3 separate regions of the Homo sapiens genome follow, and all the other regions are linked to region 2. The links are chromatin contacts, found by Hi-C or POLR2A ChIA-PET in ENCODE. All regions are on one chromosome and are shown on one strand. Each heading gives the region's core, a stretch centred on a gene start or an enhancer-like site at or near the end of the contact. The rest is flanking DNA. Distances are from core to core; before and after follow the strand shown.

Region 1 (3,011 bases), core at 332-2,831, 430 kb before region 2:
TGTGGAGGCAGATATGTTCCCGCAACTGCTTTCCTAATTGGGGGTCACAGGACATGCCACGTGCTCAGCAGAGTCTGCTCAACAGAGACCTTGGGCAGAAGGGAAGCTCTGCCTCTCTTCCCTCTGCCCAAGGTCTCTTTCCATCCAAGTCCCTAGGGTGGCTGGCAGCTGGCTTCACACCTCCCTGACCAACTCCTTCATGCTCTGCGATGCTAACTGGCTGTGGGTCACCTATTCTTGGAGCATTTCTATCCTAAACAGGGTCCTTTAGACACAGGGCTGCCTTGAAAGGAAAGCCCGTCCCTGATGCATCTCAGACTCACATGCACCCATAGGAGGGCATTTGAGAACGGGCAGGGGGCCATCCTTTATTAGCCCCTCAGCATCAGCCAGATGCCAGTCTTGCCTTGGGGTTGGGGCCATCACACACACGAGCAAGCAGTGGTCCGGGTAGCTGTCGGGGGGTACTCAGAGACAAAACACCGAATATCCAAAACTCAAAGTGGCTCCGATCTTATGGAGCTCTGGAAACCTGCAGGTAGGGCAGAATTCAGGGCTGGTGTTGTCTGGAAGCCTGGCCCTGTTTCCCTGTGACGTGTGTGTGTGTGTGTGCATGTGTGTGTGTGCATGTGTGTGTGTGTGTGTATGTACGCTATCTATGACTAGATCAGAGATGGCTGGGGCAGTTAAGGGCCTTAGACTCACCCACAACAACATTCCGAGAAAACTAGATTAGAGCAACCTTCAAAAACTCTTTCAAAAGCGTAAAGATGTCTTCCTCCATCCCACCCCCAAAAATACCTGCTTGCATCTTATTGGCCCACTCTTGACCAATCGTTGGTAAGGAGAGAGGATTACTTTAGACCAAGCAGGTGGTTCAGGAGCTGGGATAAGACCAACTCCTTCCCTGAGACACACACCCTGAGGAGGGGTGCCAGAACAACAATAGGGTCTGTCAGGAAGGAGGAAATTCAGACTGGACACTGGGCTAAACAACATCCACCGTAGTAACAGTGGAGAAAGTGTGTAGAGATTGCTGAAATCAATATATGTTTTAATCATCAGCCATGTGTGCTTCAACCTTCCCCACTTGAGCTGGGTCAATTTCTTTTCACCCAATTCCAAGAGCCAGGCCTTTGCCCATTCGTCAAAGAGTAGAGAATCAGACCAATGGCCCAGATCACAGACTGGGTGGCAAGACTGGTCCAAATTAAGCTCAAAGAGCTGTCCAGAGGCCTCAAATCTTTCCTGGGATATCTGTAAGTAAAAGGACTGCTTGTCCAAGCCCCCTGATCATCACCACCCTCTCTGCCATTTATTCATTCATTCATTCGACATGTTATTCTGACTGTCTACCTTGTTCCAGGCATAGCTGAGTGCTGGAGGGTCACTGGTGAAAAAATAGACACATTTTCTGTTCTGTGGACTTTCCATCCTTGTAATGGACTTTATCATGTTTGTAGTCATTGGCTTGGCTGCCAGCATCCTTGCTACGTTCAGGAGTTTCCAGTCTTATGAGTCACACCTTCTGAAAGCAGAAAGCAGAAACTGGGTTACCCAGCCTCCATTGCAGCTGGAGCACAGCAGATGTCTCTGACTCCACCCATTGGCTTCACTCCCCAGAGACTCCTCTCTAGAAGGGAGGAGTTTGGGGAAGGAGACCATACCCAGAACCCATCATGCTGACAAGGGTGGTAAGAATGTGTCCAGCTTTGGGGGTTAGAAACGGTAGCAAGATTAAGTTCCTGGCCTGGAAGTGCAGTCAGTGGGGAGTGACAGTGGCAGCTGAAGCTGGTGAGGCAGCAGCAGCTGTGGTTTCCCCATCCATCTAGTTCTGTATGTCGTGGGCATCGTGCCTGGAAGCGTAGTCTTAAGTCTGGTTCTCCAGCCCTCCCTAACACTATTGATTACATGAGACACCCCATATTCTTCTAATAAATTCCTTTTCTGCTTAGCTGGTCTGAATCGGCTTCTATTGCCTAAAGCTATGAACCCTAGATGTCTCATTTCTTTTGGGCTTCTATAACAAAATACCATAGACTGGGTGGCTTATAAACAACAAAAATTTATTTCTCACAGTCCTGGACGCTGGGAAGGCCAAGACTGGGGCACAGCAGATTCAGTCTCTGGTGAGAGCCCTCTTTCATGTCCACAGACAGCACCTTCTAGCTGTGTCCTCACATTTTAGCAGGGGCAGAGCTCTCTGAGGACTCTTTCAAAAGGCACTAATGCCAATCACAAGGGCTCCACCCTCATGACCTAATCACCCTTCAAATACCATCATTTCCAAATACCATCACTTTGGGGGCCAAGATTTCAACGTAAGAATCTTGAGGGGAAACATTCAGACCATAGCACTGACTGCTGCAGAAGTGTGCCCCACCCTTGATGAGAATGACTCATTCTGAAGACTCACCCTGGGTGGCCCCTTGCCTGAATTCCCTCAAGCCCAGGCATTTTGCTCATTCCTCTTCCCCCCCACCCCCACCCCTTTTGGAGATATGGGGTCTCGCTCTATCACCCAGGCTGGAGTGCCATGGTGCGATCATAGCTCACTGCAGCCTCAAACTCCTGGGCTCAAGCATTCCTACCACCTCAGCCTCCCGAGTACCTGGGGCTAGAGGCACACGACACCACATCTGGCTTTTTGTGTGTGTAGAGACAGGGTCTCACTATGTTGCCCAGGCTGGTCTTGAACTCGAGCAATCCTCCATCATTAGCCTCTGAAAATGCCAGAATTACAGGCATGAGCCATCATGCCCAGCCTCATGCCTCGATCATGGCAGTGTGAACAGAGGCATAAACCTCTGTGTGAGTCTCCACCATCCCTCCACACTCCACACACACACACACACACACACACACACACACACACACACCTCTGAGCTCTCTGAGACCTGGGACCATGTCTCTTTCATTGGTAAATCCTCAAGTCTCCCCCTCCCCCTCCCCCTCCCTCTCCTTCTCCCTCTACCCACGGTCTCCCTCTCATGCGGAGCCGAAGCTGGACT
Region 2 (3,020 bases), core at 206-2,705:
TGGTCGGGGTGCTATGGAGTTCTTTTGCACCCAGACATCTGGGGCCTCTATTGCCGAAGCAGGTGACAGCTTTCTGCCCTCAGACTCTGGTCTACTCCATGTGATCACTCCAATAAATTAACCCTGGGAGACCCTTTGCAAATTAGGCTAGGCTTGATATTAAACGTGGCCACCAAAATTCTGGGCCACAGGGAGCCCACAGAAAGGACTCTAAGGTCCCAGAACTACTAGGTTCAAACAATTCCTTAAGTTCATTGAATGTGCACAGCATATCCAAGTCAAACCGTTTCATTAAAAAATAAAACACTGAGCACTTCTATGTTGAAGCTATTGCTTTTGCATATTGTTGTCGTCTCAAAAATCCTATCAGGTGGACAAGACAGGCACCTTTGGGACCATGTTACAGAAGCAACGGGTGGCATCAAGGGATGAGGTGACTTGCCTAGGGTCACAGAGCTAATAACCGAAAGAGAGTTGGGGCCACAATTCAGATCTTCCTACTCCTAGTCCAGGGCTCTGGAATGACTGCAAGAGCAAAGATCCCAGCCCTCACCAACAGGCTGGACAGGGGGAGATTAGCAGCTCCCCATCTCTTTCTTATCTCGGCCTGGCAGTGGCCTCCACCAGCTCTGCAGTTTGTCTGTGCACAAGCCCAGGGCTCGGCAAGCAGGCTCGTAATGGAAAGGCCCACGGCGGCCTCCCACCCACGGTAGTAATTCAGTAGGTGTGTCACAGCTGGGGACTTGGAGCGTTGGCTGTGGCTGGGAGACCACTATAACACAAAAAGAAGGCGCACTTCTAAGACGTTTGTGTGCAGTTCGGAGGCTTGGCTGATACTCTCTCCTATGAATCAAAAGTGGAACGTGTCTTCCCAAAGGGGCCGTATCTGCATCCGCCTCAGCCCAGCCTCGAATGAAAGGACCCCGTCTGTGTAGACGAACGTTCTTGGTCTGGGTCACTAAATCTAGAGCCGTGCATCCCAGGCCTGATGGGAATCCCACCCAGATGCCCGCAGGGACCGGAGTTCCGTTCCAAACAATCCTTCCACTCTTAACCCAGTATCACCGCTCTCTGATTTCCCCATTCCTTCCGGAGGGCAACCGAGCTACTGGCCCTTTAAAAGCTACTCGGACCAAAAAAAAAAAAAAAAAAAAAAAAAAAAAGATAGCCGTTCTGACCAATAGACGACTGAGGATGGCAACCTGGGGCCAATCGCTGCACGGCTCGTCCAGAAGCCCAAAGTGTGCTGGTCACCGGCTCAGCACTCACCGCCGTTGCAGCCGCATTGCCGTTACCAGACATGGCTCCGCTTGGAAAGTAGGCTGTGTGTGGGTGCCGCTAAGGTCCCCCGGCCCCGGGAAGCCGGGGGCTCCGGCCGGCGAGTACCGGGGACACGTGGGACCCGAGGTCGTCCTACAGTCTGACTCCTGGTCTCCGCAGAGCCTCGCGTCACTTCCGGCGCCCTCCCTCGAAGGGGAGGTCCCTCCCTCTGGGCGGGAATTGGAACATTGCGACAGTGGACCTCCCCATTCGACCACCCCATTCCCCAGCTGTGACATGAGCAAGTAGTGCAGCTTCTATGGCGCTTCCTTTGCTCTGTTCAAACTTAGCTTTGCTACAACCTTGAAATAGGCAGCATTTTTCTTTTTGATACGGGGTCTCACTGTGTCCCCAGACTAGAGTGCAGCGGCATGACCACGGGTCACTGCAGCCTTGACCTCCCGGCTTCAGCGATCCCCCCACCTCAGCCTCCCAAGCAGCTGGGACTACAGGCGCACATCACCACGTGGGACTAATTTCTAGATTTTTTTATAGAGACAGCGGGGAGGTGGCCTCACTATGTTGCCCAGGCTAGTCTCGAACTCCTGGACTCAAGCAGTCATCTCGCCTTGGCCTCCCAAAGTGCTGGGATTACAGGCGTGAGCCACTGGCCCAGCCAGCATTTCAATTCTTAAAATGAGGAAACTGGTTCAGAGAGATTAAAGGTCATGCCTAAAGACAAGTAACTGAAGTGGGAGCACAAACGCTACATGTAGTGAGAAAAGGGCTTGTTAGGAAAAGTGCTTTCCCATGAACATAATTTTTTTTTTTTTTTTGAGACGGAGTTTCGCTCTTGTTGCCCAGGCTGGAATGCAATGGCACGATCTCAGCTCACTGCAACCTCCGCCTCCCGGGTTCAAGCAATTCTCCTGCCTCAGCCCCCCGAGTAGCTGGGATTACAGGCACGCACCACCACACCCAGCTAATTTTGTATTTTTGGTAGAGATGAGGTTTCTCCATGTTAGTCAGGCAGGTCTTGAACTCCTGACCTCAGGTGATTCGCCCACCTCGGCCTCCCAAAGTGCTGGGAGTACAGGCGTGAGCCACCGCGCCTGTAATCATGAACATAATTAACAATCATGATTATTAATAATCACCCAGCTAGGTGCAGTGGCTCACACCTATATTCCCAGCACTTTAGGAAGCCAAGGCAGGAGGATTGCTTGAGCCCAGGAGTTTGAGACCACCCTGGGCAACATGGTGAAAACCTCATCTCCACAAAAAATACAAAAATAGCCAGGTGTGGCGGCACACACCTGTAGTCCCAGCTATTCAGGAGGCTGAGGTGTGAGGATCGCTTGAGCCCAGGAGGTCGAGGTAGCTGTGAGCTGTGGTGGTGCCACTGCACTCTAGCCTGGATGACAGAGTGAGACGCCCATTTTTTTTTTTTTTTTTTTTTGAGATGGAGTTTCACTCTTGTTGCCCAGGCTGGAGTGCAATGGTGCAATCTCAGCTCACCGCAACCTCCACCTCCCGGGTTCAAGCAATTCTCCTGCCTCACCCTCCTGAGTAGCTAGGATTACAGGCACCTCCCACCACACCCAGCTGGTTTTTGTATTTTTAGTAGAGACGGAGTTTCACCATGTTGGTCAGGCTGGTCTTGAACTCCTGACCTCAGGTGATCCGCCCACCTCAGCCTCCCAGAGTGCTGGGAATACAAGCATGAGCCACCGCGCCCGGTGAGACCCTGTCTTAAGAAG
Region 3 (2,889 bases), core at 33-2,532, 280 kb before region 2:
GTTCAAGTGATTCTCCTGTGTCAGCCTCCCAAGTAGCTAGGACTACAGGCGTGTACCACCACACCAGGCTAATTTTGTATTTTTAGTAGAGACGGGGTTTCACCATGTTGGCCAGGCTGGTCTTGAACTGACCTCAGGTGATCCACCCGCCTCGGCCTCCCAAAGCGCTGAGATTACAGGTGTGAGCCACCACGCCTGGCCAAGAAGAAGTTCTTAAATAGGTACAATGGGAGGCAGCCCTGGGTGTTCTTGAGTGTCACAGGTGGACGGAAAGGGAGAGGTCATCTGAGGCTGGGACGGGCTGCTCGTGACCAGTGGAAGGAACAGTTGGCCTCTCTAACCTTGGACACCTATCAGCTGGGCTGTATTTCCTAGACTATAAAAGGGAACAATCACGCCCGCCCTGCCCACCTCTCAAGCATGCCATGAGGCTCAAAGCAAATAATGAAGGTGGAGGAATGTGAAATCAATAAAATGCTGCAGAAGAGGTCATTTAAACTTAAGGGGGGAAAAGAGATCATAGAAAGGGGGCGTTTGGCAGCTGACTAGAGTAGGAAGCCCCCTCCCCACCAACCCCGTGGGAGAAACAGAGGTAAAAAAAAGTACATCCTGTGTCCCAGGGGATTCTCAGGATAGCTGACTGGAGCTACAGCTGGCATTCATTAAGGGAGGTCAACAGCAGGCTGTGACCAGGGAGAACAGTTCTAGCCAGACTTCTTTCCCTCATTAACAGTAATAGGCAACACGAACTTTGAATATCACAGACTCAGCTGAGCATGAGCACAGAGCTGGCGGGGGGCAGGGGCGGGTGGCAGGGGGCGCCACATAAATTCAGAATTATCCCCTCCCCATGCTTGTGTAAGCACCAACAAAATGCCAGGCCAGGGGGGCGCAGCTCAGCACTTGTATAATGAGGGCCTCCCCTGAGACTTCACCTTCTGCTTAAAATGCAGAGAGGAGGAACAGTGATGGTGGAAAAAAAGTGTTCACTAACCCAAGTGGGGACTCCAAGCCAGCTCAGGTGGCTCAGCCCTGCAGAGACCCAGGAGCCCCAGTCCCAACCCTGTCATCTCCCTACTCTGCCCCACTTCTCCTGTTCCCGGGGTCTATGGAAGGACGAGCTGTTCCCATTGAGCCCTGCCAGGGCTGCGCTTTAACCCCTACAATCCTTCCTAATCCCCCTCAGCTCCACCCCTCCAGCTGCTCCTCCCTAGCCCTGGCATTCTGCCCGCTGGCCTCTGCCCAGCCCTTGCCCCACCCTGCCCAGGCCACCCTCTCCTCTCCCCAAGAAGATCCAGGGGTTGGCCCAGGGCCCTCCAGAGCACAGTCAGCAAGCTGGGCACCTGCAACTCGGAGGCAGAGCCAGGGCTGAGGCTCAGAGTCTGGCCCAGCCTATTCTCACCCACCCAGTCTCTTCCACACCCTTGCCCTCCGCTCTAGGACCTGTTTCTAGGAGCAAAAGGTCTGGGAAACTGAATACCTGGGTCCTATTTGCCACTGGGGCTGCTGACTCATCTTCCGAAGCCTTGGGTTCCAGCTGTTCAGTGACAGGGAGATTATATAAGCTGAGGTCATGTGATTTTTCCCTGGGGTGGGACTTTGGACTTGAATGCTGCCCTGCAGTGAGCGGAGGTTACTCCAAAGAGAACAAATTGCGGATAGCAGGGGCTGTCCTGGAGCTCCTAGGTGAGAAGTACAACTCGCCTCTCGTCCCTCATGTTCTCGCTCCGTTCACGCAGCCACACTGGCCTGTATCCCTGCTGCCTTGTTTGTCTAGCTTGGCAGCCTGAGATCCTGGGGTCTGTCCTTACCTACTCCCACCCCGGGATCACTAAGCCACCCTAAGGAGGTTGAACTTCCTGAGGTCATGAATCTGTGTTGGCAGCATGAGAAGGTCACTAAAGGACCTTAAGCCAGAGGGGCCCCTTGGCCAGGAGCTGTACTAGCTGCTGCGAAGGAAAGGGCAGTGGGTTTGCGGTTTGTGACTAGAATCAGCAAGACACTGATGTCTCCATCCCTTGCAGACCGGCTGTGGGCTGTATCCTGGCCGTTAGCCTTGGTACTGCCTTATCCAGGCTCAATTTCTCAATCGGTGCCCAGCACCATCCTCCCGCCTCCTCCTCCACCCCCACTCCAGGATGTCTTCATGAGTTAATGTGGTGCTGGGGTGGGGCTCAGCAATGCAGAAGTTAATCCAAGCCTGGCAAAATGTTCCTTGCCCCTGGGGGAGCCGCTCCACTGACCACCAGCTGCAGAAATGAACATCATGTTCAGAGCCCAAAGCTGCACACGTGGCCCCTTGTACTCTCTCACCTCAATACGTACATAAAACTAGCGCCCCAGACGGAGACACATGCAAAAGAAGGAGGTGTGTGGGCCTCTGGAATCCAGCTGGTTCAGGCCAGACTGCCTGGGCTCAAAGGTGCACAGAGCTTTTGGCCTCTTGGGGTCCACGTCATGCAGGGAAGCAGACCTTCCTACAGAGAGTGGGGAGGATGGGCTGACCCTCTCTCCCCAAGGTGCACTGTGGGGCAAAAGCCCAACCCCTAACAAGGACTCAGAGCCCCTACCTTTTCATCCATCAATCAATCAGGCCACCGGTCTGTCCATTTGCGGTGGTAATCGCAGGCACATGCTGGGAGCCAGGCTTTAAGACATCTGCCTTAGCCCCAGCAGTGTCACCAAACCCTGGCCTAAGCTGCCCACGCAGATCTGAGAGAAGCAGAATACTCTCAGTCCCCGCCCTCATAGAGCTAGCCCTAACTTTCATTTATATCACTCCATCTCATGCCAGGAAGGATTTAAGGTGACAAAAATTACTTATCCTATAGGGAAGCAGGCCAAGCCCAGGTTCTGAGGAACGGCAGTCAGGATGCAGGAATGAGCCCA

Evidence for each region. A loop is a pair of places that touch in the nucleus more often than their neighbours do. ChIA-PET counts read pairs that join two places held with the same protein, here RNA polymerase II (POLR2A). Pooled maps may share reads with other maps.
Region 1: a loop to region 2 is called in a pooled map, with 5 times the contacts of the local background. The contact joins the enhancer-like site here to the promoter of HMBS in region 2. A Hi-C loop is called at or near these places in 1 of 50 pooled maps. POLR2A ChIA-PET finds 5 or more read pairs at or near these places in 3 of 52 experiments (SK-N-SH, activated B cell and activated CD4-positive, alpha-beta T cell).
Region 3: POLR2A ChIA-PET joins it to region 2 with 14 read pairs in HepG2. The contact joins the enhancer-like site here to the promoter of HMBS in region 2. A Hi-C loop is called at or near these places in 5 of 50 pooled maps. POLR2A ChIA-PET finds 5 or more read pairs at or near these places in 10 of 52 experiments (H1, HEK293, HepG2 and 7 more).

The regions. Positions count from the first base shown.
Region 1 is chr11:119,508,826-119,511,836 of GRCh38, reverse strand. No RefSeq gene overlaps it. Among named protein-coding and RNA genes, the nearest start is that of THY1, 87 kb to the right of the region's middle. RefSeq lists silencers at 480-669, 1,333-1,422. Within about 2 kb of position 1,581, at least 2 of the 41 ENCODE cell types and tissues checked have a DNase peak (open chromatin) inside an H3K27ac peak, as active enhancers do.
Region 2 is chr11:119,083,316-119,086,335 of GRCh38, reverse strand. HMBS (hydroxymethylbilane synthase) reads right to left here and starts at 1,455. Exons shown (of 14, transcript NM_000190.4): 1 at 1,270-1,455. The coding sequence starts at 1,302. RefSeq lists enhancers at 1,178-1,227, 1,157-1,854.
Region 3 is chr11:119,367,209-119,370,097 of GRCh38, reverse strand. The region is part of intron 2 of USP2 (ubiquitin specific peptidase 2); the gene reads left to right. Among named protein-coding and RNA genes, the nearest start is that of USP2, 13 kb to the left of the region's middle. RefSeq lists a cis regulatory region at 1,594-1,607 and enhancers at 727-1,657, 1,529-1,673. Within about 2 kb of position 1,282, at least 21 of the 41 ENCODE cell types and tissues checked have a DNase peak (open chromatin) inside an H3K27ac peak, as active enhancers do.